6 separate regions of the Mus musculus genome follow, and regions 1, 2, 3, 4 and 5 are each linked to region 6. A link is a loop called in an ENCODE intact Hi-C map of the cell type or tissue named here. Cell type or tissue: left cerebral cortex. All regions are shown on one strand. Region 1 has its middle 4.7 kb from the start of Spata2. Region 2 has its middle 40 kb from the start of Ptgis. Region 3 holds the start of Gm52569 (a long non-coding RNA gene). Region 4 overlaps Ptgis (prostaglandin I2 (prostacyclin) synthase). Region 5 holds the start of Kcnb1 (potassium voltage gated channel, Shab-related subfamily, member 1). Region 6 has its middle 6.8 kb from the start of Snord12.

Region 1 (4,000 bases), 430 kb after region 6:
CCCCATCCCTGATACCAGGCTGTAGATGCCCTACCCAGCACCTCTCCCTGTCTTGCTTACTGGTGTCCAGCCTCAACTCAGTCCTGTTTTCTTTCTGAAGTTCTGATTTGTCCAGCCAGAGGTCTAGGGCCTGTCTCTTGTGGCTCCTCACAGCACCCATAGATAATCTGATGTCAGCTCTCAGCACAGCAGGTCACATATGTATTCATCCGAGGTCTGCGCCAGGCTCTGAGTTCCTCTCCATCTTCTTCCCCAGGAGCTGCGTGCATGTCTGACTGGGGGCAGTCCAGCTGGAGCTCTTTGACTGCAGTAGTCACTCTCTGAGAGCCATGGCAGTACCAACAGTATAGTGCCAGTGGCTTCTCAGAAGCTTCGTGTGATCCACATGCGAGCGTAGGGGCAGAGCCTGTACTGCTTTCTTAAGTGAGCCGATTCCATTCCTAGCTCTCACCAGGCTTCTCATAACCGTAACTCCAACTCCAGGGGATCCAACACTTTTGCCTTTGATTCAGAGAGCACCTGCACTCACAGGGCAGACACATACACATAATTTAAAAAGAAAAAATTAACTTTTAAAGAGGCTTAGGAATGGTGGCAACATCCCTTTAACCTCAGCGCTCAGGAGGCAGAGGCAGGTGGGTCTCTCTGAGTTCTGGGACAGCCATGGCTACATGGAGAAGTCCTGTCTTTAAAAACAACAAAAACCCTTTTAAGAGCCAGGAGTGGTGGTGCCTGCCTGTAAACTCAGGGCTCAGTAGATGGGGAAGGAGAATCAGGAGTTCAAGGCTATCCTTGCCTACAGAATAAGTTGGGGCCAGCCTGAGTTACATTGAGACCTGTCCCAGCCCCACCCCCCAACAATGAAAGGGGAAAAGAAAGCACTCTGAGTCAGTGATGGCAGTGTGACAAGCTTGTATTTCACACAAGGCTGCGGAAAAGTCCCTTCCACCTCTGTGGTTCTGTGACAGCCAAGAGGGAACCCCGGGGATGGAAACGCCTGACATTTCCTGTCAGAAAGACTGACAGTCTCAAGAGAGATACACTTCTCATCTTTTACACGAATGAAGACTGCTGACTTCTGTGCTCAGTATCCAGACTTCATTACATAAGGATCCATCCGCAAGTTACATAATGGCCACGTGATAACAGGCAGGCACCGTCACTCTTTAGGAGCCAACTCTACCTACCTCTTTCTATACTTTTCTTTCATAAATCACAAAAGTAGCATACAGAACAAGGGCCAAAAGAGTAAGAGTAGTTACCCCGTGACCCCTGCCGTGGGCTTCCTTGGCTTCTGTGAGGATAACACAGCACAAGAAGCTGTGTGATTACAGTAGTAAACAGTCAGCTCTCAATGGCAGACGGTGAGCGGTGTAGCCGCCAAGCCAACCTGTACCTGCAGAGGACGGTGGAGCTCTACACAGTGCCTCAAAACATACTCCAAGCAAGAGACACTGTGATGACAACAACAACAAAAAAGCATCAGCCATCGTCAAAGTATCGAAAACCAACCTGAGACAGGAATGTGGGATCAGATGCCTGTTTCCCCAGTCGTTCCCATCCCCGCCCTTGGGAGGCTGAAGCAGGAGAATGGCTGTGAGTTCAGTACGAGTCTGAGACCTACATAGTGTGTAGTAAGTAGTCTGGTTTGGAGGGACTGGGAGGCACTCAACAGTTAAGAACCCTTGCTGTTCTCCCAGAGGACCAGAGTTCAGTTCCCAGCACCTACACCACACAGCCCACAATCTGGAACTGGAGCTCCAGGGGATCTGATACCCAGCTGCACATAAAAATAGATCTTGTTTTCAATTATTTGTATGCATGTTTTGCCTGCATCTATGTGCACCATGTTATGCAGTACCCACAGAGACCAAAAGAGGGCAGGGTGTTCACACCCTCTGGAACTGGAATTGCAGACTGCTGTGAGGCGTGGGCCATCACTGCTCAGCCAATATTAATTTTTATGTGTAAGAGTATGCATGTGCTGGGCAGTGGTGGCGCACGCCTTTAATCCCAGCACTTGGGAGGCAGAGGCGGGTGGATTTCTGAGTTCGAGGCCAGCCTGGTCTACAGAGTGAGTTCCAGGACAGCTAGGGCTACACAGAGAAACCCTGTCTTGAAAAACAAACAAACAAAGAGTATGCAGGTGCCCTTCTGTAAATCTGCACTCATGCCTACAGTGCCAGTAGAGGCTAGAAGGGGGTAGCATCAGTAACTCCTAAACTGGAGTTACTGATCACTGCTAGTCTTCAGGTGCTAGGAATGCCTCCTGAGCCTGTGACAGAGCAGCCAGGTCTCTTAACCACTTAGCTATCTCTAGCCCTGCAGCCCTCTTCACTGCCTCGCCACCTCTTCAGATCCAATAAAAACAAGTCTAAAGAAAAAAGAGAGAACTTACTGGGTACTGTGTTGTGTACTTGTCATCCCAGTACTCAGGAGGCAGAGCAGGAGAGTGGCCAGAAATTCTAGGACAGCCAGGGCTGCATAGTAAGACCCTGTCCCCACCCCCACCCCCCCAAAAAACACAGAAAAACAGGGCTATATAGCTCCGCAGTAGAGTGCTTGCCCTCATAGCACAAGACCCCAGGCTCAATCCCCAGTATTTCAAGTAATAAAAGTCTATAGTTTTTGGTTGGGTTTTAAGCATGTGGGCAGGTCTGGCCTGCCTTTCAGCTGGAGGGAAGAAAGCAGTCAGGCAAGAAAAAAACCCAGAGACAAAATCTCAGCTGCAGGGGAGCACATAACTAGGTGCTAAGGTATAGAGCCTGGCACACACGGGGCTGGACATAGTAGGATCTTCCAGAGTGCTAGCTAGCTCACAGTGTCTAATGAGCCTCTCTGCCTCAGGCTTCTCAACTGTCAGCTTCCGGATGAGATCAGCACTGGCCAGCCAGATGAATACAGGTGACAAGAGATGTCTGCCCAGGCACTCAACAGTAGCTATTGGTATTGGATGTAGGTTGTTAATAGATAGCCCTTCTCACCCAAAACCTGGTTTGTAGCCTCGGCTGACCTAAAATTCTGCCCTCACTTAGGTGATGGATTACAGCTGTGTGCAGCCACCTTCTGAGGGCTTATCGGTTTTGTTTTTTACATTAATTATTGTGTTGGGGTGGGGAAGGGGGAGGTGTCACAGCACAGCAAAGCACAGGTGTGCAGGTGAGAGTACAACCTGGTGGAGTCAGTCCTCACCTCCTACCACCACAGTCCTGGGGATCGCTGAGGTCAAGCACCTAAGCCACCCACTGTGCCAGCCCTCCTTCTGACCTGATTCCCATACCCCTAGAGCAGCCAGGTGGTGGTGGCCCACGCCTTTAATCCCAGCACTTGAGAGGCAGAGGCTGAGTTCGAGGCCAGCCTGGTCTACAGAGTAAGTTCCAGGACAGCCAGGGCTACACAGAGAAACCCTGTCTCAGAAAACCAAAACCAAAACCAAAAAAAAAAAAAAAAAAAGAAAAAAAAAAAAAGAAAAGAAAGAAATAAAGAAAGAAAAGAGCCTAGAGCAGCTGTTTTCAACCTGTGATTGCAACCCCTCTGCTGGCCTGCATATCAGATATGCAGAGAGTGTGCTACCATTCAGCACAGTACCAACATTGATAAAGGAACAAGGAAATGATTCTATGGCTGGGGTCAGTACAGCATGAGGAACTGTATTAAAGGGTCGCAGCGTTAGGATGGTTGAGAAGCACTGGCCTCCAGTCACTCTGCCACGCCCACGCCCACTGCTTGTCCTTACAGTCCCCTTACACTGTGCCCAAGGCTGAGTACTCGCTATGCAGCACCATGCTGTCCCTGAACTCAAGGCAGTTCTCCTACATCGGCCCACTCAGACTGTAGGTGTGAGTCCTGAAACCTGACCATTCCTTTTGATTGAATGAAATATCTCTGACACATCTTTCAGGGACCTTCCCTCTGGACAGTAAGCCTTTTATTTTTTAAAGGTTTTCTTTAAAAATGAGTTATATATATTTGTTTTGTTTTCTGTGTGTTTTGCCTACAT
Region 2 (4,000 bases), 210 kb after region 6:
CTTGGTGGCATTCTGGGCTCCCTCTGGACCAGCCTCGGGCAGGGCTCTGGCAGAGGACAGGCCAGCAGCTGGAGCCTGCAGGGATGTTCCTCAGAGCGGCCATTTCCATAACGGTGCCACGAAGATGGCCATTTCAGCCCACGGTTAAGCCCTACAGCGCCCTCTTTTAGTCACAGATGGCACCTCTTTTCCTTTGTGGGGCAGGCACAGATGTTCAAGACAGTCACTCTTGTCCCGAGGCATGGGACCCGCCTCCACATCCCTGCCATGCAATGGTGGGAAAGTGTTACCTCTGGCTAGTGAACAGCCTTGTCCAGCCGTGCCCACCACCTTTGACTAGCACGGATGGCCATGGGTCGCCTTAGCACGGTGAAGACTTCAGGGAGCAATATTTGTGGGGAGGAGTGAGTGTTCTGTGCAGGAAAAGGGTCCAATAGAGCCCACTCACCCAGGTCAGGTGATCCGAGGAGAGCATAAGGAGAGTACCTGGGTACCAGAGGTAGGCAGAAGCTCACTCTGGGTTGTGGGTCCCTGCAGCCAACGCGGAACCCCAGGCTCCAGGCTCCCCCTGCTGGCCACCATGCAGAACGACAGTCTGGATCTGAGCCTCTCTGAGTGCTTGGCAGAACACCCTCAACACCAGTATTTAATGAGCACCTACTGTGTTTATGGGAGGAGCAACCAGGCTGAACACAGCTCTCCCCTGCAGGGATTAGAACTAGAGAAGAAGGGGGGTGGGGCATGATGACTAAGGTAAGAAACTGCCTTTGTTAAGCACCTACTGTTTGTCCTGACAGTAGTCAGAACCATTGTCCTAGAGCCTGGTCAACCATACACATTTGTTGAGAACCCACTATGTGCTGAGCCTGGGCTTTCCTGGGAGTACACATAGGCTACTATATATTTCAATTCTCAGAACATGAGAGGGAAATTTTTAATATCTGTGTGTGTGTGTGTGTGTGTGTGTGTGTGTGCGCGCACTTGTGCCACATGTGTGAAGATGCCCTTGAAAGCAAGAAGGTAGTGGACCCCCTGGTCTCCTGAGCTCAATGAATCAAATTCAGATCCTCTGGAAGAACAAGAAGTTCTTTTAACCACTGAGTCACCTTCCCAGCCACAATGGGAGCAATGCTTTTTATTTATTTTTTTTTGTTGTTGTTGTTTTCGTTTTTTCAAGACAGGGTTTCTCTGTGTACTCTGTGTCTTACTCTGTAGACCAGGCTGGCCTTGAATTCAGAAATCCGCCTGCCTCTGCCTCCCAAGTGCTGGGATTAAAGGTGTGCGCTACCATGCCAGGTGGGAACAGCGCCTATTACAGTAAGGCTCAAAGAGATCGCCTGTTTATTAGGAGTGGAATAGGGTCCATGGTGTAAGAGAGGAATCGGTCTCTTCACGCCACTGCACTGAGCTGCACATTCATTTACCCAAGTACAGAACAAACTTTTGCAGGGCTCCTACTGTTCGGCAGTCACTGTTCTGTGTGCTGCCTGAGGGGACAGTGGTGACATCAGGAACAGCAGTGTCCTCAGGGAGCTGTTCACCAAGAGGAGATGGGTGAGGGCAGAAGCTAGGAACCGTGTGCACTTGGTGATCCTGCGGCACAGCACGGCAGAGACCACACCTGTGATGCCCCAGTCAGCTGACATAGGGAATCAGAGGCACCCGAGGGTGCTAAAGTGACATCTGTGACATGCGCACCAATCTCAGAAGAGAGGGAGCTGGAGAGACGGCTCACTCAGCACAGAAGCACAGGGCCCTGAGTTCAGTTCCTGGCACACGTGAGAAAAGCCACCCTTGGTGGTGTGCACCAGTAATCCCATGCTGGCCATCCAGGCTCACCTCGCCTGAGTTTCGGGGCCAGGTGAGAGGCTTTGCATCAAGGGCAAGATTGGGTTGGTGAAATGGCTTAGCAGATAGGGGACTCGCCATGCTAGCCTGACAAATTGAGCGTAACCCCAGAACCCATGTGAAAACGGCCAAACCTGCTCTAACATCACCACGAATCAATCGCGCTTCGGTGCCCTCCAGATTGCAGCAATGTCTTCTGCGGCCGCCAGGTGGCGCCAGCCCCAAATGCAAGACCGGCCTCAGCCCTGAGCAACTGTCGGTGTTTGAGGGTCTTGGGAGGCTCCACCATTCGTGGCAGGATGTTAGAGCAACCATGGTCTGCTAATTCAGGCCTGTGGCATGTCTCTTTTCTCACACAGAGCCCATCATAACCATATCCTAATATTGTTGAGAGATCACAGGCAGAGAGGATCCACCAACAGCAGGAGTCTCAGCCAGACAAAGCAAGCCTGCAGCAACCACCTTGCCGGCAAGGCGTGGCACTGAGAGTCAAAGCTGTGCCAGCTTCCATTTTGCCCATGTCCTACCCTACACTGGGCACACTTTGGGATCGCTGCACGGCCTATAGGAGGTTTTTCCCATTTCCTTAGCCCATCACCCTTCCTTAGCTCTGAGGCAGATGCTCTGGCCCCCTTGTGCCTGCCCCTCATATGTGCTGGTGCAGGATCTGCCTCAAGACCTTTGCCCTCTCTCTTCTCTCTCTCTCTCTCTCTCTCTCTCTCTCTCTCTCTCTCTCTCTCCCCTTTTTAAATCCTAGGATGTTTATTACAAAGGTAAACTCTGATCCTTGAGGTGGGCTTATTGGTAGGATTTCTGGTATCAGGCACAGGCACCAGGACCTCCACACTTTTTGGATTCGGGTCAGCTACAAGCAGGGTCGGATCGTATTGGATGAGGATATCTTTGATCTCCTTCTTAGAGGCTTCATCCACATATTTTTGGTAATAAGCCATCAGGGCTTTTGAGATGGACTGTCGGCTAGCATAAATTTGGGCCACACGACCACCACCCTTCACATGGACCCGGATATTGACGCCAGCAAATCGCTCCTTGCCCAGAAGCAAGACAGGCTCCAGTAACTTGTACCACAGCGTGCGCGGCTCCATCATCTCCAGGGGACGTCCATTCACCTTGATGAGCACAAGTCCTCGTTTGCAGGATATACAGCTAATGCTGAGATAGGGAAATGAGCCCCTCCCTGCCAGCTGCTTATGGTCACACTGTTTGAGAAACAGTAACAAAGCTGAGACCCGCAGTGGCCCCTTTCCTACTTCTGTATGAATTACTTGCTTATCTTCTGGGGGAACAGCGAGCCCCCAACTTGGGAACAGTTCAGAAAGGGTTTCTTTTAAAAAGATTTATTTATCTATTTGTTTTATTTATATGAGTACACTGTAGCTGTCTTCAGACACACACCAGTAAAGGGTATTGGCTCCCATTACAGATGGTTGTGAGCCACCATGTGGTTGCTGGGAATTGAACTCAGGACCTCTAGAAGAGCAGTCAGTGCTCTTACCTCCTGAGTCATCTCTCCAGCCCTAGTTTGGAAAGTTTTGAATGTCCTCCAAAGGAGTTTATTCTATAGACAGTGTTATTCTATAGACAGCTGTTTATTCTATAGACAGCTGTTTATTCTATAGAGAGTGTTATTCTATAGACAGTGTTATTCTATAGACAGTGTTATTCTATAGACAGTGTTATTCTATAGACAGCTGTTTATTCTATAGACAGTGTTATTCTATAGACAGTGTTATTCTATAGACAGTGTTTATTCTATAGACAGTGTTATTCTATAAAGAGCTGTTTATTCTATAGACAGCTGTTTATTCTATAGACAGTGTTATTCTATAGACAGTGTTATTCTGTAGACAGCTGTTTATTCTATAGACAGTGTTATTCTATAGACAGCTGTTTATTCTATAGACAGCTGTTTATTCTATAGACAGTGTTATTCTATAGACAGTGTTATTCTATAGACAGTGTTATTCTATAGACAGTGTTATTCTATAGACAGTGTTATTCTGTAGACAGCTGTTTATTCTATAGACAGTGTTATTCTGTAGACAGCTGTTTATTCTATAGACAGTGTTATTCTGTAGACAGCAGTTTATTCTATAGACAGTTGTTGGGAGCCGCGCCCACATTCGCCGTT
Region 3 (4,000 bases), 150 kb after region 6:
AGTACCCTATAGTACAGTTCCTCATGTTGTGACCCCCAATCATAAAAGTGTTTCATTGCTACTTAATTGCTGTAAATTTGCTACTGTTATGACTCATAATGTAAGTATCTGTGTTTTCTGATGTCTTAGGTGACCTCTGTGAAAGGGTCATGTGACTCGCGCTCACAGGGTAAGAACTGCTGCTCTATTGCTTCCCACCTTGTTTTTCGAGCCAGGGTCTCTCACTGAACCTACAACTTGCCTTTTTAGCCACATTGACCCACAGGGAACCTCAAAGGACCCACCCCACTCCCCAGCGCTAGGGTTATAGGCACCATACTCAACTCTCCCCTAGGGGCTGGGGTCCAGACAGTCCCTCATGACAGTCCCTCGTGCCCGGCATCCAACACTTTACTCACGAGCCCTTTTCCAGATCATGGTTTTTCATAACAACTAAAAAGCACCACAGGGCGGTCTGACCCAACCCTGTGTCCAGAGGACAGAGGGAGTGACCCAGACACAGAGGTCGCAGAAGCCCATGTTGCATGGGTCTGACTGAGGCCTGGCCATCTCTGGGCCACAGTCACTTCCTTATCCACGGAGCAAGGCCTTCACCCCTGTACACTCAAATCTTGTCCTGAATGCCCCTCTGAGCTCAGAGATAGCTTGGTAGAGATGACCTGTAAATGTCTGGTGTGTTACCTCGGGGCCATTAGAATCTTGGTCACACTGTGACTCTTACTGTAAATGTGTCCTGTTGGGTGAGTAAACTGAAGCACACAACTGTAATCCCAACACTCAGCAGGCAGAGATAAGAAAATCACCAGTTTGAGGCCAGCCTGGGCTATATAGTGAGTTCCCAGCTATCCTGGCCTACACAGCAAGATTATCTCTTAGCCCCCTTTGCCCCCCCCAAAAGTATTCAAATAAAGCATACAAACCCTCAGGACTCTCAAGGCCTTAGAGGGCCAACTTTCTTTTCATGTGTATGTTTTGGGCAACACGGATACATTTTTATATTTGAAATATACTTGAAAAGATGGAGAATTTCACATGTACACAGGAAACACTAAGAGAAAGAAAGCCAGGTGTGGCTGTACAACTGTGATCTTAGCAATAGTGGAGGCAGGAGGATTGAAAGTGCATATAAGGGTTAGAGAGATGGCTCAGTGGTTAAGAGCACTGACTGCTCTTCCAAAGATCCTGAGTTCAAATCCCAGCAACCACATGGTGGCTCACAACCATCTGTAATGGGATCTGACGCCCTCTTCTGGTGTGTCTAAAGACAGCTACAGTGTACTTAGATATAATAATAAATAAAATTAAAAAAAAAAGAAAGTGCACATAACACATATGAGTAAACCACAGACAGACAGACAGACAATGAAAGGGAGGAAGAGAACAGGAGGAGGAAGAGAAGGAGGAGGAGGAGGAGGAGGAGGAGGAGGAGGCAGAAGCAGTAACCTAAGCCTTCACACTTGGTGTGCTGTAAGAATTCAGCTTCTCTTTGCTTCATCTCATTTCTTAAAGGCAAAAATTCAAGCACATCGCTACCACATCTGGATTGAGGTGGAAGGCTCTGGCCAACGCCCCCCACCTTGATCATCATGGATTTCATCCCCTTCTCTTCCACAGGTTTGGGGGGCTCTTCTCATACAATGCTCTCACACAGTGCGTCAGCAATTTAATCAGCCCCTATTCTGGCACGGGTCAGTTTTAGCTCTGTGGTCACAGTGTGGCCATGAGTATCTATCACTGTATATGAGTGTGTCTGTGGGGTCATTTCCTGGAAGAGAGACCATGGGAGAAAACGATCTGATTTGATATTTTGGTAGGGTTTCCGCCACTTGGTCTCCCGGGCATACCGCACCCACCAGGTCTGGGAACTGCTTGAGTCTGCCTGAGAGCAACTGTCCAACACTGCCACCTGCTGCTCACACTAGGAAACAGCCTTTCATGGATCTACCCTCTGTATCCCATGGAAGGAGGGAGAGTTGAAGAAACATTTTCTGGAGAACCAACTGGTGCTGGGATGGGACATATGTTTAGCACACTGGGTTTCTCAAGCAGACAAAGTGTGCACATAGCCTATTCTACCACCTGCCTGCTGCTCCTGTGACAAGTGATTTCACCTGTGGGAGCCCCGGACCCCCCCCCCCAACTACATTAGAGAGTGAAAGCCCAGAGAGGGCCTGCAGAGGCTGGAGAAGCCAAAGGAGAGCTCAACATGCTAGGCGGAGAGGTGAGCGAGATGCCTGATGCCCATTCCTGCCCTCCGGGTTGATGCTTGTCTCTGACAGTGATGTGACAAGAGGAAGGAAGCTACAGCCTCTGCCCAGCAGGCTGGCAAACCAACAGGAAGACAGGTCACAGCCCTAGGGTTCAGTGTCCTCAAGAGCTCTGAATCCAAATGGACTGTGATGGTCTGGATGTGAAATGCGTCCCCAACAGGCTCACATACTGAAGGCTTGGTTCCCAGCTGGTGGCATTATGGGGAGACAGCTGGGTTGTGAGGAAATTAGCCTCATAGATGGGCTAATGGCCAGATGGGTGGGTGTACGGCTGGGGGGGGGCGGCGGGGGGGGGAGGTAGCAGATCGTGGGTATGTGCCTTTGAAGGGTGTGTAATATCACCAGACCCTTCTTCCAGCTTTCTCCACTTCCAGGCTGCCGTGAGGTAGGCAGCCTCCTCTGCTGAGTGCTCCTACTGAGTGCTCCCACCCCCACTGTGTTCAGGTACAGCACAGGCCCACAGCAATGGAGTCAAGTGGCTGTGGATCGAAACCTCTGAAACCAGGAGCCAAAACACATCCTTCCATCTTGAGTGTTTTCCTTGGATGGTTTATCACACAGTTTTCACTCCTTTTCTTTCTATTAGCTAATTAATTAGTTAATTTTTGGTTGTTTGAGATAGCGTCTCACTATGTAGTCTTGGCTGCCCTGGAGTTGGTTATGTAAACCAGACTGGCCTCAAATTCACAGAGATCTATCTGCCTCTGTGATGACACTAAAGGTGTGCACTACCACGCCTGGTTATTGTTGCTTCTTACAGGAAAGACCATTCAGTCTTCTGTGCACAGGACCCACCACCTATGGGCAAAATGTTCTTGTGCACTGTGTGAAGATTCAAACGCTCATTTCTGTCTCCCTTGTATCTGGTTGCAATCCTTATTCAGAGAATCTCCTGTCTCAATCTTATGTAAACACCAGCTTCCCAATTGTTCCCTGATATGTCAATAAAGAGAGCTTAATAGCCAATGACTGAGCAGGGGAGAGAATAGGGCGGGACTTCTTGCCAACCAGGGGAGGGGATGCAGCCCAGGAAAGAGATAGAAAGCCATCTTGGGGATTTGGGTAGGGAGGTAGCCAGATCAGCATAAAAGACTAAAACAGAGTGGTAACTGCTCAGTTGTTGTGCCTTTAAAGCGTGTTAACTAAATATAACGATCCAATCTCAATTATTTGGGAGCTAGCCGGGTAAGAGGAAAACTGTAACACAGTTATTAAAATGCCACTAACAAGCACCCATTTCTGCAGTGACCTCATGGTGCTTACCCGCTGACAAGGAGCCTCGAGCCAGTTTGGGGAGCAGCAGATCCAGCTGGCGGAAGGTATGGAAAACATCCGCTGAGTGGACACGATCTTGGGCCTGACTCTCATGGGTGCGTGGTGAGGCCTCCACTCCATATAGGGTCAGGTAGCCGGCGCTGTGGGGGACAGCAACGAGTCAGGTCCTGACTTTCTTTTGTTCCTACCCCGCCTCAGGTTCCCTTCTTCAGTTCCTACCCTGCCTCTTTTGTTCCTACCAAGCCTATTTCCTTCGGGGATGGACTCTGACCTGAAAATGTAAGATGAACTAAACCCTTTGTTTCCCAAGTTGTCTTTAGTCAGAGTGTTTTATCACAGCAACAGAATGGAGCAGAACACTACACCTTCCTAAGCTCCCCCAGTCACAGGTCTCCCAGGAGAGGGTTTTCCAAGCAGGGAGAGGGAGAAACAGGAAGGAGGGGGGAGAGACTGAG
Region 4 (4,000 bases), 130 kb after region 6:
GGGTCACCCAAGCATGAATATGGGTTTCCCTGGGGATACCCAGACTCCTGCCAATCACACTGTCTATCTGGGAATCCTGAGGGTGCCTGGAGACCCAGGGCCAGGGAAGCCTCCGAGCCCCAGCCCTGCTCCAAGAGATGAGCCCCTGGAACACCCAGGCTCAGGCTATTCTCTGTCTTTCCAGCTAAAGATAAAAGGACCTCATCACAGATGTGTCTGCACCACGCTTGGGTGTCTCTGGCTGTCAGCTCTCCAGTGCCAAACAGAAGTGTCCCACTGCCACCCCTAAAGCCCTCGGAATGAAGAACAAACTGCCCACCCAACATCTGCTTCTAGGAGAGGTGTGTAGGCTGAGCTCTACTGGCAAGAGCTGTGTGACCCCAGGCAAGTCACTTGACCTCTCTGAGCTAGCATTCTCATCTGGAAAGCTGGCATAACACTCCATCTTCTCTAAGATGCTGCGAGGAACGAAAATATGTATCTGCTGTGCCCGTCTCAGCATTTCAAGGTACTCGGGACGCTGGGCGTGGTGGCACTGAGGCAGGATCTCTGAGTTCAAGGCCAGCCTGGTCTACAGAGTGAGTTCCAGGGCAGCCAGTGTCACAAGGGAGGCTTGCAAGCCACAGGACCTCTGAAAGTGCAGTCAATGCTCTTACCCACTGAGCCATCTCGCCTGCTTCCCTATGCTGATTTTTAACGTGCAGGCTGAACAAAACCATCTTGCAGACTGGTATACACTGTAGCAAGGCTTGAATGCTGGGATACAGGGGATAGACTCTCTAGACTGGCTCTCCAGACATCTCACAGGGCCAAATCTTGCTGCCATGCCCCTATCCTAGTCTTAGCACAAGGAAAACCCTGCTACCTACTGCGAATCAATAAAGAACGATGTACCTTCCTGGGCATCCACATGAAAAGGGGCCATGTCTCTTTAAAGATCTGGGGATAAGACTTAGAGTAATACACACACTGACAAATCCACATGGGTCCTCTAAGGACCCATGTCTGCCATGTTGGCCAAGGCCTGGACTACACCAGCTACCAAAGGAGGGGACAGTGCTTGCTCTGAGAGTCAGGGGCAAGGAGATGTGAACCATGGGCACACCAAGGGACTGGAAGCACAGGTGAACCTAGAACACAGACAGCCCGATTTGGAAGCAAGTCTTCACAGCGAGATACAGAGCTTTTATTAGCTTTTCCTGCTCTCACTGTCCTCAGTGTCCCCTCCGCTGGACATAGCATTCTAGAGGAACAACAGGAAGTCAGAAGGCCCCAGGTGAGTCTGCTCCATAGGTCACAGCCTGGCACGGTACCGGATGGGCACGTCTTCCTCTGGCTGCATCAGACCGAAGCCATATCTGCTGAGGTCAAACTCAGGAACCTCTGTGTCCTCGCTGCCCAGCTCCAGGTCGAAATGAGTCAGCAGTAGGACGACAAATCTACAGAGAGAGGGGGCGCTGTGGGCTGTGCTGCTCAGTCTGGGGCGCTGCAGGCTGTGCTGCTCTGACCTTGGCAGGCCGGGGTAAGGGGAGGCTAGCTCAAGTTCAGTGGCTGTGTCCGTGGCAACCATTTCTATGTCATAACCCCTAAGAGTCAGAGTGTGAATCTCTAGCTCTCCCGCCTACAGCATCATCTGCAGATGCTGGAGCAGCCAGAGCGAGGGAGGGCCCCAACCATGTGTCTCTAACCACACACACACACTTGGGTAGTCCTGAGTCCCAGATGCATCAGTGTGCATGGTGACACAGTGTGCATGGTGACAAGATTCTTCTTGCCTCTCCATAAGCCTGCAGCTCTTTCCCTAAGCTAAGAACTAAGTCATCCCTGGCTGGGCTGTGCTTACCAGGAGTGTCTGTAAGATTAAAACCTGCACCCCTTCCTCAAGACTTCTTACCATCACCATGGGACAGAAATGTCACCAAGGGCCACCTTTGTCAGGCAGCACTCTCTACCACCACCTTCTGGAGACACATAAAGCTGCCATATCTAGGATGCTCTCAGTGTCTCAGTGACACAACGACAGGTCTGCCCTATAAGTCAATAGTGATTCTGATTGTCCTGGGCCTCACCACTGTCCCTCACCTCAATTCAGGGACCCAAAGCCACACTGAGCACACAGCAAAGACTTTCTCGTTTTACTGAGAGAGGAGCAGGTGAGTGGATAAGCCAGACCACAGGACTTAAGGGAAAGTGACCCTCGCCAGGGTCTGTTTCCACTTGGGGGCTTGGTTCTCCTGTGGGGTCAAAGGAGTAAAGATAGGCCGTGTCTCTGCCAGCTCTGGAGGGGTGGGGTTACCTGAGACAGGAGTCTTACTACCTGAGCACCCAATGGTTAGAACTATCGATGCCGCCATTGGATCTTCCTAGCAGGGAGATCACAGGGTCTGGGGTAACAGCAAATTCACTCATTTGTTGAGAGGGCATGAGCAAAGTACCACGCTAACCATGTTAAACCCAGCATCTGTTTTGTCTGTCCCTAAATGGATAGGAGCAAGAACTGCTAGTAAAATTCTGTCATAAGTCCTGACTCGAGCGAGAGAGTCTGTCCTGATACGGTCGGTGTGCGAGGGCGCAGACATGAGCAGACTGCAAACCGCAAATTTGCTCGAGTGCTGGTTCATCCTCCAGCCACAGGGGTGAACGCAGAGCCTGCACTGGGGGAGCACACACCTGATGTGCGCCTAAACATCAGCTGTGCCCTGGCCACCAGACTCGGCAGTGCTTGCTCTTCCTCGCTGAGCCAACTCCCTGCCCTTGTGTGTACCTTAAGCATGTGGAAAACCGAATGTGATGGTCTGTATATGCTTGGCCCAGGGAATGGCACTATTAGGAGGTGTGGCCTTGTTGGACTGGGCGTGGCATTGTTGGAGTGGGTGTGTCACTGTGGGTGTTGGTTTTAAGACCTTCATTCTAGCTGCCTGGAAGTCAGTATCCTGCTAGCAGCCTTCAGATGAAGATGTAGAACTCTCAGCTCCTCCTGCACCATGCCTGCCTGGATGCTGCCATGCTCCCACCTTGATGATAATGGACTGAACCTCTGAACCTGTAAGCCATCCTCAATTAAATGTTGTCCTTACAAGAGTTGCCTTGGTCATGGTATCTGTTCACAGCAGTAAAACCCTAACTAAGACACCGCATGACCACCTTCCACTTGGTTTTAATCTCTATAGGTCACTGATGACAATATTGAGCTTCAGGCTCCCCTTTCCTATATCCTATGATTTTATTTAATTTTTAAGTTTTGGGTATTTTTCGACACAGGGTTTCTCTGTGTAGCCCTGGCTGTCCTGGAACTCACTCTGTAGACTAGGCTGGCCTCGAACTCAGAAATCCAGCTTGCCTCCCGAGTGCTGGGATTAAAGGCGTGCACCACCACTGCCCAGCTATTTTTTTTTTTTGAGGTATGGTTTGTTTTGTGATGCTGAGGATTGACTCTTGTGCCTCGTGTGTGCTCAGCAAGTGCCCTACATTGAGGGCCAGCCTCAATGGATCATCTTGTTATTCTAAATTCTGAGATAAGAGCTCACTAAGTGGCCAAAGCTGGCTTTGAACTCACCAACCTCCTGCCTTGGCCTCCCCCCACAGCCTCGGTGGTTTTTAGGAAAGGCTGTTAGCGTTAGGACAGAGCTGACTCCTTCACGGTTTCTACTTCACTGTCGAGAAAAAGTGAGGTCAAAAGGTAAGGTGATTTGCTGTCCCTGGGCATGGATGGGACCTGCATGTCAATGCTGTGATGTAGATATTGGCTAACATTTCTCAAAGCCTGTGTTGAGTCAGGTGGTGGCGTGGAGACTTAGGAAGATCCTTCTGATGCCTTCTGGAGCTCTAATTGGTAGCTCCCAAATTTCATAGCTGAGGAGGCAGGCTCAGAATGTTATAGGAGCCAGAAAAACAACGGGCAGAGGTTGTAGGCTCGGATCCAGACAGTCTGCGATCCTGAGACTGAGGCTCTGGGCGTCCCAGGAAGAGAATGTAGGTGCTGTTCAGCCCTCTCAGGAGT
Region 5 (4,000 bases), 120 kb after region 6:
CCAGGAGCCTCTGTGTAGGCCTCCATGGGGGGAAACAGACTCCAGACTCACCTTGGCGGCCACCGATGAGTTGGGCTTCTCCAGCAGGTCCCAAAGTTTCTTCCTCTTCTCAGCACAGCACGTGTTGTCGAACTCCTCGCCCTCCCGCTCCCGCAGCGTCTCAGCCTCCCGCTTCAGCTCCTCGTTCATCTGCTCCTTCTTTTGGTGGTAGCGGGCCTGGCAGCAGGACTCCAGGTAGATCTCATCGATGCCCCAGTAGTCCAGCTCCTGGCTGAAGCTCAGCGCGCACATCTCCTCCATCATGTGCAGCCGGCCGGTGCGGTAGAAATTGAGAATAGAGGTGAAGGCGCCAGGGTGGCGGTCGAAGAAGTACTCGTTGTCCTCGAGGCTGTAGTCGTCGCACACCTGGAGCAGAGAGTCGTGCGTGTTGCAGTCCCGGAGCTTGCCCAGCCGCGTGCGAGGCAGGCGGTCCAGAGTGCGCCACAGCACCTCGTGCGCCAGGCCCCCGACGTTGAGGCGCACCCGGCGCGAGCACGCCTTGCTGCGCACGATCTCCATGGGCTCGGGCGGCAGCGAGCTGGTGGAGCGCGAGCCATGCTTCGTCATGCCCGCCGGCATCGCTGGTCTGGCCGCCCCCGCCCCCCCTGCCCCCCCAGGCCGCTGTCACTCGACGGCAAGGCCCGCTGCCGCGGGGGCGGGGGGCGGGGAGCTCTGCAGGCCGCTGTGGTGCAGGGGTGCGCGAGGGCGGGCGTCGCGGCTACCGTCTCACCTCCATCCCGACGGCTGCGAGGCAGAAAGCGAAAGCGGACACGGGTCAGCGAACCGTACTGTGAGGCCCCTCCCCCAGGGTCCCCTACCGGCCTTGACCTTCCCAAGGCTTAAGCGGCTCAGGGGAGTTGGGGGGCGGGGGGGGGGGAAGGGAGGACGGATGGCTGCTGTTCCTCCCGCCGGTGCTGAAGTCAGCCCCACCCCAGGACGAAGGGAGGGGTGGCCCTCCAGGCGGGAGAGGCCCCCAGGAGGCTCCCAGGAAGCCCCACCCCCGCCCTGGCGCAATCCGGCCGCCCGGGGCGCTGTCCGTCCCGTCGAGTGCTGAAACTCCCTGCTCTCGGGCTGGAGAGCCCAACCTGGCCCCCGCAATTGGGAGGCAAGGGAGAGGCAGGGAGAACTTTCTTTCTCTCTTTAGTGAGTTCTCATCTCCTCCCACCCCAAGATAGTCAAGATTTTGGGTGGGAGCATAACGATGGCATTGGGCTTGCTTTTTCTAAATCTTAGAAGATTTTGGGCCGAGTGAGGACTGTGGAGGCTACCAGATGCCCACCTGTCGGAGGCCACCAGGCTGCCCTGTCCTGGGGCGACCCCACTCCTCACAACACCAGGACCCGAGACCGCTCCGGAGACCAGGTGAGGGTCGAAGGAGCCAAGCCAGCGGGGTCTGCACCTCCTTGTGCGCCCCCTCCCCACTCTAGCGCAGGAGGGGCGCGGAGTCCTCGGGATCCGCCTGCTCGGTGCTCCCCTCCTGCCCCTCCTCCTCTCTTTCTCCTCCTCCCCCTCCTCCCGCTCCTCCTCCTCGCTCCTCCCGGCGATGGCTTTTTATAACTCCGGGTTCTGCGCCTTTGCCCGGGCTCGGAAGAGAAGGGGTGGGGGAGGTGGGAGGCGGGGAAACCAGCGGAATCTTCTGGCCTTTCGGAGCGTGCCCTCCTCCCGCCACGCACCGGTGATTTCGGGGGGTTCCCGGGCCCTACAGCCCGCGGGGCACACGCCCCGCCCCCAGCCCCGGGGTGGGCCCGCGCCACCCCCCTACCCCGCCACACTCACCCCCAGGGTGGCCGCCTCCCGGGGCCGCGCCGCGCGCATCTCGCCGGCCGCCCGCCCGCGCCCCCGCCCGCGGCAGCGGCGGTCCCGGGGCCGGGCTAGGCCTACCCGGGCCGGCCGGGCGGGCGGGAGGGCGGCGCCGGGGCTGCGGGGCGCGGGCGGGGCGCTCTGCGGGGCGCAGGGACGGCGCGGCCCGGGCGATCGGCGGCGCCTCCGCCTCCACCTCGGGCTCCGGCTCGGCTCGGCGGCGGCCGCGGCTGCCTGCGCGAGATCAACAAGTCGGGCTGAGCTTCGGCTCCGCGCTCGCCGCGATTCTGTCCCGCACTTCGGAGCGCGGCGAGTGGCACCGAGGCGGGACGGCGCCACCTGCGGGTCGGAAACGCGCGCGGCTTAACCCCTCCGTGCCCGGCCCGGCCCTGGCTCAGGCCGCGGGGCCCACCCGGGCTGCTTGACTGCGTCCTGGCCACCACGAGGCTGAGCGCCTACTGCATGCATGCGCTGCACGTAGGACGGGCGTGGGAGATACAGTTGCGAAGCCAACTAGCCTCTGGGTCGCCGGGCTCCCTGGAGAGCGACTGTAAACAGAATTGGAAGACTATGTCAGACAGGCTAGAAGCTGGGAGGATGGGAAAGCTGGAGAAGGCAGGTGGCAATTTTAAATAGCCCTTGCTTTGATTCCATTCCAGATTCTACAAAATCAAATTCTAGATTCTGGAGGAAGGTGGATATTACACCAATTAACAAACCAACAGGCAAAAGAGGTGGGCAGCTGGGTGGTAGCTGTTGAGGAGAAACATAAGGCCAGGTGAAGGGCCAGGGAAGACTCAGAGTTTGCCGGGCCTTGTTAGTCACTCACCCATGGGTGCTAACTTGGACAGCTGCTTCTAGACTGCCGAGGGTCGAGGCTCAACCGAGAGATCCACTGGCCCTGCCTCACCCTGTGCGGTGGGGCCGGCAGGTTCCGGAGTGACTGTAGGCAGGGTTGCATGCAGAAGGGGTCAGGTATCCCTCTGTCAGCCACACTTGGGCTCGGCTGGTTTGTTCTCTGACACACGTATCTGTTGTGCGGTGTTAAGGAGTTAGAGATGCAGCAGAGAACCTTGTCCTGGAGGGGGGGGGAACTTAGTGGGACATGGTGCCCCAAGGTAAGGCTTTCCCATCTCCACCTGGGTTCCTTTGCACTGCATCACGCAAAACTGTTTGTAAGAACCATTCACTCTGGTCAGTTCCCTTCCCAGCTTCTCTCCCTGTGACCTCTGCTCCCAGCTCCCCCATCCCTCCTCTATCTACAGTGCCAAGGCTGTCAGAATGAATGTTCCATTTCCCAAACTGAATGCGGTTGTCAGTGGAGTAAAGCCTCCACGGGTTTTCCCTTGCTCTGGCCTGATAGTTCTGGCTCAGCCCCTCCCTCCTCTTCTCAGTTTGCCCAACACTGAAGAAAAACAAGCATTTTTTTTGTTTGTTCGTTTTAAAGGAGAAAGCTTCGGTCAATCATGAGTACTACTGGGGAGTCATGGGAGCAGGGGAGGCCATGCTGAGAGCGTAACCCAGGAGCTCAGCAGGGCCTCTCAGAAGTGAGGACAGACTCTACCACCATGGTAAGAAGGGAGTGATAGATGTGGGGAGGTAAGAGGAGTTCCACATGGAGTTGTGTCTAGGCTAGAGGCCAAGGGCAAATGAGGGACAGCCATACGCCTCCCTGGCCACCACAGTAACAGCATAGAAAAATACAAGACTTAGCACTCAGGAAGCAGAGGCAGGCAGGTCTCTGTGAGTTTGAGGCTAGCCTGGTCCACAGAGCCCATTCTAGGACAACCAGGGCTACACAGAGAAACCCTGTCTCAAAAAACAACAACAAAAAGGACAATGTAAGATTTGTTTTCCTTCCCTTGCGTCCCTATGTGCGTGTGTGAGAGAGAGGGTTAGGGTTGGTGTCAACTCACCACAAATTAAAGTCACCCGAGCAAACAGCCTCACCTAAAGAATTGTCTTAATTGCTTTAATTGATGTAGGAGGACTGACCAGAATGTGGGTAGCATCTGCTAGTGGGGGACCAGATTAAATAGTGTGGAAGAAGGAAGACCACTTGCCCTTGTTGGCCTGGCCTGGCCTCTTGCTTGAAGCGTTGGACGATGATGATGACGATGACGACGAAGACGATTCCTCCACTGAAAACAGAAGCAGCAGC
Region 6 (4,000 bases):
CGGTGGGGTGGTCTGGGTGTGATGCTGTCTACACGAATAAGGGCTAAGCTAGGTTACCCTTGAGGTGAGTATGGAGCTTGTGGGAGGTAATTCATTGCCCTTGGTGGGTTTGGTGCTATTAGGATGGAGAGAAGGTCACAGGGGATTGATTGCATAGGTGACTCCCTCGGCATTCAGAGCACTAAGATTTGGGACGAGGTTGGGAAGAACAAGAGTACAGGTGGCCAGCACACCAACAGGAGCTCCATCTGTTCCCAGCTCCTTGACACCGAGAGAACTGTTTCCCTGAGCCTTGGCCCCCTCCCGGTCAGAGCAGGACCTCAGTTAGCTTGTCCCGAAGTCACCAAGGAGCCATCTCTCTGAGCAGCCAGGCATGCATCCAGAGATGTCTACTCCTCTGCCCACAGACATGATAGAGGCAAACCCTTGGCTGCCAGCAGGTTAATTACCCAGATGGAAACTGACAGGAGAGAGAGAGCCCTGCCCCGGCAGAGATCAACAGCTCTATTCCCTTCTTGGCAAGCATCCAGGCTAGCCTGGAGCGCAGACACAAGGTGTCGGGAAGCCCTTGAGAGCAAGCACACTTGCCATTATCTCTAGATGAAAAGCCACACCTTGGGACCCCTGGCTCCAGGAACCCCATCATCTAGGAAGGGATTCTGTTTGTTGGAATGACCTGGTCAGGTTGCTGATAGGTGACAAGTCTTCTAAGTGTTGGACTGAAGCTGGGGGTCAGAAGCTGTACAAACATGAGTAAAATGTACTCGTAGGTTGGTAGGATGGTTCAGTGGTTAAGGGCTGTGTTCAGCCAAGCCCGACGATCTGAGCTCAATCTTCAGGACCCAGGTGGTGAAGAAAACATCAATCCCCACATGGGTACAGTGACATCACCTCCAATAAATGAATAAATAATGCAAGTTAATAATGGGGAAAAATGGTTATTGCGGACAAGCTAACCCTCCCCATGTGGTTATTGCAGACAAGCTAACCCTCCCCATATAATGTATTTAGACGACAGACACTCCTCCTGCCTGTCACCCGCTCTTCTCCCTCTCCCATCAATGCCCATTCCTCGTCTAAATAAGGCCATCTTCTACTTTTTTTGCCTTTTAGGTGTGACCCAATGAATTTCATTAGTCTGTTTACAGAAAGGAACAGGGGCACCTTGCAAGTGGTTACACCATTGAAGGGTGTTATTGGTTCGGATGGTTAATATTGTCAGTTTGACAGGATCTAGATTCTCCCAGGAGACAAGTCTCAGAGCCTGCCTGTGAGGGTTTATCTAAATTGAGAAGGTAGGAAGACCCATCCCATGGTCTGCCCCGCTTCCTCCAGTAAAAAGGACAAAGGGCGTTGAGCGCATTCCTTTCATTGCTCTATGCTTCCTGACTACATATGCGGTGTGACCATCTTCATCCCGCTCGTTACTTCTCTGGCCATGGCAGGCTGCACCCTGCGCTATAAACCACAATAACCCTTCAATATTTTTCTCAAGTATTTCGTCGCGGCAAAGATACGTGTAACTAATAAACTGTCGTAATGGACGGTTGGAAATAAGACCCCTACCAGGCCGCTGGGAGATGCGCACCCTTCTCTCTGTGTTTCTTTTCTGGCCTTATCTTAAGTAGCTGTCCCTGCAGAAGCCAGAATGGCCAAAAACGGGGACGCCTTAGGGATATACACACCCTACCAACCCCTTTCTCTAGTCCCCGAGAATCATTTCCAGAGAGACCCTAATTGGCTCTGCTTGGAGTGCAGGTTCATTCCTGAGCCAATCACCAAGGCCCGGAAGATAGGAAGCTCTGATTGGTCTGGTCTGGAGGTAGGCGTGATTCCTGGACCAGGCACTTTTTGGGGTCGGCCTTTGGGTCTTCAGGCAAGCACCAGGAGTCACTTCCCAGTCAACTCTAATAGGCAGAGCCCTCGGAAGATAACTCTTCCAGGGCCACGGAGTGCTGGTGGGCACAGAGGGGCAGGGTAGGAGGGGCCAGGCAGTTTTGAGCCATCCCTGAAAAAGCCTATCTACGCCTTCAGGCTGCCCAGCAGGAAGGCCACCAGGGGGCAGTAGCCCCTCGTAGTCATCAGGGTCTCCGCAAGCATGAGGCACTTTCCAGCAGGGGGCACTGGTCATCGTCTTATTCTCTTATTTTGGATACCTTGGATTGAGCTTCCTGTAAGGCTCTGAATGAGACATGGTCTCACCCTAGCAGAGATACTTTAAGCCCACTAGCAAGGCAATTCTGGCATTGGCGTTAGGATCCTCCAGCACGCCAGGCTGCACCTGGGAGATTCTCCCTAAATGGTTCTCTTGGTACTTCTTTTATTTTGTAAATTAGTATCCTTTGCAAAACGTATTGTTGAGCACAAGTCTTCAGCCGCCCTTTTCCAGCTGGCCCCACCTTTATTGGCTCTTTGGTTTCCTGTAGACTGTGGTAACACCTGCCTTGCGGGCTTTCCCCACCCCATCCGAAGAGATGATTTGTTCAGCAAATTTTATGGAATTGGGTTCTGTCTGGGGGTTGAACACAGAAGCTAAAACACAGAGGCTGGGGAATGACTGTGTTGGTCAAGTGCTTGCTGTGTTAAGCATATGCACTTGAGTTTGGGACAAATAAAAGAGGGCACTGCCCGAGCCATTCATAGTGTGTGCTGGCGCCTAGTAGGCATGTTACAGGTCTTCCCATTCAGACATTTTGAGACCAGGGCTATTCACTCTGTTATTATTATTTGAGATAAAGTTTTATGTAAACCAGGTTGGTCTCCAACTGGTTATGTAGCTGAGTGTGACCTTGAAGTCTTGACCAGATTCTCCTGTCTCTGTCTCCTGAGTCTTGAAATTATAAATGTTGCCACCGTGCTCATATTTAAAGTTGTTTTTTTTTTTCATTTTCATTTGTATGGGTGTCATATTTGCATGTCTGTGCCTGGTGACCTTGGAGACTGGAAGAGGGTGCCAGATCCCCTGGACCCGGAGTTATAGACAGTTGTGAACCGCCATGCAGGTGCTAGGAACTGAACCTTGGTCACCTGCAAGAACAGCCAAGGCTCTTAATCACTGAGCAATCTCTCAAGTCCCCAACACACACACACACACACCCGTTTTGTAACAGGATTTGACTATGTAGCCTGGGTTGGCCTAGAACTGGATATGTTCACCAGGCTAGCCTTAAACTCATATTCTCCTACATTTGCTTACCAAGTGCAGGGATTAAAGGTATATGCCACAATGCCCAGACAGGCTGGTCTTGTATTCTCAATGCTCTGACACCGTCTTCCCAGTGCTGGGATACAGGCCCATGTTATCTTTGACTACTTGGGTGATGTTTACAGGATATTGGTTAAGTAAGGAACAAGTGTTTGGTGGGGGGGGGCACCTATAGTCAGAGGTCTACTATCAAGATCAGAGTCTGGCCAGCCCCAGGTGGCCTGCTGTGTCCTCCCTCTGCATGGAGGAGACCACACAGCCTGCCTATGGCTCAGGCTCCTTCCACCAGTTCATAAGCAGGGCTTTTGTTTCGAGATGTAACTGAGATAAAGTGAAATGTGCCCTTGGGCACACTGTTCCGTTTGCTTACATAAAGTTGGCCATGTGTGTGTGTTTCTGTGCATGTGCACACAGCATTTTCATGTGCACACTTGTGCCTGTTCTTGTGTGCATGGACATGCACTGGTGTGCACACCAAGAGGTCAGAAGACAACTTTTAGGAGTCATTTTGCTCCTGCCCCCCATGGGTTCTGGGATCAAACCCAGATTTCCAGACTTGAGCTACAAGTCCTTGACTTGTTAGCCCCGAATACATTTATGTTAAACAGAAACTTAGATTGCAGGATAAACTGTATACTTTGTCCAGATGACTGCAGAATCTAGAAAGGCTGTTGTTATGGTCACTGCCTAACACACCATGATTATTGACATTTTAATTTTTGTTTAAAGATTTATTTTATGTATGTGAGTGCACTGTTGCTCTCTCCACACACACCAGATGAGGGCATTGGATCA

What was found. Hi-C counts contacts between places; a loop is a spot of excess contacts. Peaks named below come from ENCODE experiments on the same cell type or tissue, not always from the same donor. Only the 100,000 strongest peaks of a DNase experiment are listed, where the experiment ranks them.
Region 1: it touches region 6 in a loop (2.9-fold over the local background); 8 of 42 quality-filtered maps call a loop at or near these places.
Region 2: it touches region 6 in a loop (5-fold over the local background); 18 of 42 quality-filtered maps call a loop at or near these places.
Region 3: it touches region 6 in a loop (7-fold over the local background); 41 of 42 quality-filtered maps call a loop at or near these places.
Region 4: a loop joins it to region 6, with 4 times the contacts of the local background. A loop is called at or near these places in 41 of 42 quality-filtered maps.
Region 5: a loop joins it to region 6, with 6 times the contacts of the local background. A loop is called at or near these places in 15 of 42 quality-filtered maps.

Annotation. Positions count from the first base shown.
Region 1 is chr2:167,495,609-167,499,608 of GRCm38, forward strand. It overlaps a transcript of Rnf114 not described here. Among named protein-coding and RNA genes, the nearest start is that of Spata2, 4.7 kb to the left of the region's middle. In left cerebral cortex, a CTCF peak has its summit at 1,875 (motif pointing right); a DNase peak (open chromatin) is centred at 1,061; H3K27ac peaks cover 895 bases.
Region 2 is chr2:167,278,773-167,282,772 of GRCm38, forward strand. No RefSeq gene overlaps it. Among named protein-coding and RNA genes, the nearest start is that of Ptgis, 40 kb to the left of the region's middle. In left cerebral cortex, CTCF peaks have their summits at 578 (motif pointing left) and 2,059 (motif pointing right); DNase peaks (open chromatin) are centred at 568, 2,063 and 2,939.
Region 3 is chr2:167,217,676-167,221,675 of GRCm38, forward strand. It overlaps Ptgis (prostaglandin I2 (prostacyclin) synthase), which reads right to left. Exons shown (of 10, transcript NM_008968.4): 5 at 3,534-3,685. Gm52569 (a long non-coding RNA gene) reads left to right here and starts at 3,681. Exons shown (of 3, transcript XR_003954099.1): 1 at 3,681-3,824. In left cerebral cortex, CTCF peaks have their summits at 1,198 (motif pointing left) and 1,915 (motif pointing left); DNase peaks (open chromatin) are centred at 1,896 and 2,218; H3K4me3 peaks cover 267 bases; H3K27ac peaks cover 331 bases.
Region 4 is chr2:167,202,030-167,206,029 of GRCm38, forward strand. It overlaps Ptgis (prostaglandin I2 (prostacyclin) synthase), which reads right to left. Exons shown (of 10, transcript NM_008968.4): 10 at 1,165-1,439. The coding sequence ends at 1,295. It overlaps 1110018N20Rik (a long non-coding RNA gene), which reads left to right. Exons shown (of 4, transcript XR_001783560.2): 4 at 185-967. Among named protein-coding and RNA genes, the nearest start is that of 1110018N20Rik, 13 kb to the left of the region's middle. In left cerebral cortex, a CTCF peak has its summit at 1,962 (motif pointing left); DNase peaks (open chromatin) are centred at 649, 1,260 and 1,703; H3K27ac peaks cover 2,393 bases.
Region 5 is chr2:167,188,006-167,192,005 of GRCm38, forward strand. Kcnb1 (potassium voltage gated channel, Shab-related subfamily, member 1) reads right to left here and starts at 813. Exons shown (of 2, transcript NM_008420.4): 1 at 52-813. The coding sequence starts at 618. It overlaps 1110018N20Rik (a long non-coding RNA gene), which reads left to right and starts at 2,620. Exons shown (of 4, transcript XR_001783560.2): 1 at 2,620-3,410; 2 at 3,825-4,000. In left cerebral cortex, CTCF peaks have their summits at 1,060 and 2,203 (motif pointing left); DNase peaks (open chromatin) are centred at 266, 1,183, 1,548 and 2,264; H3K4me3 peaks cover 3,205 bases; H3K27ac peaks cover 3,760 bases.
Region 6 is chr2:167,070,119-167,074,118 of GRCm38, forward strand. No RefSeq gene overlaps it. Among named protein-coding and RNA genes, the nearest start is that of Snord12, 6.8 kb to the left of the region's middle. In left cerebral cortex, a CTCF peak has its summit at 2,070 (motif pointing right); DNase peaks (open chromatin) are centred at 1,791 and 2,063; H3K4me3 peaks cover 1,412 bases; H3K27ac peaks cover 1,441 bases.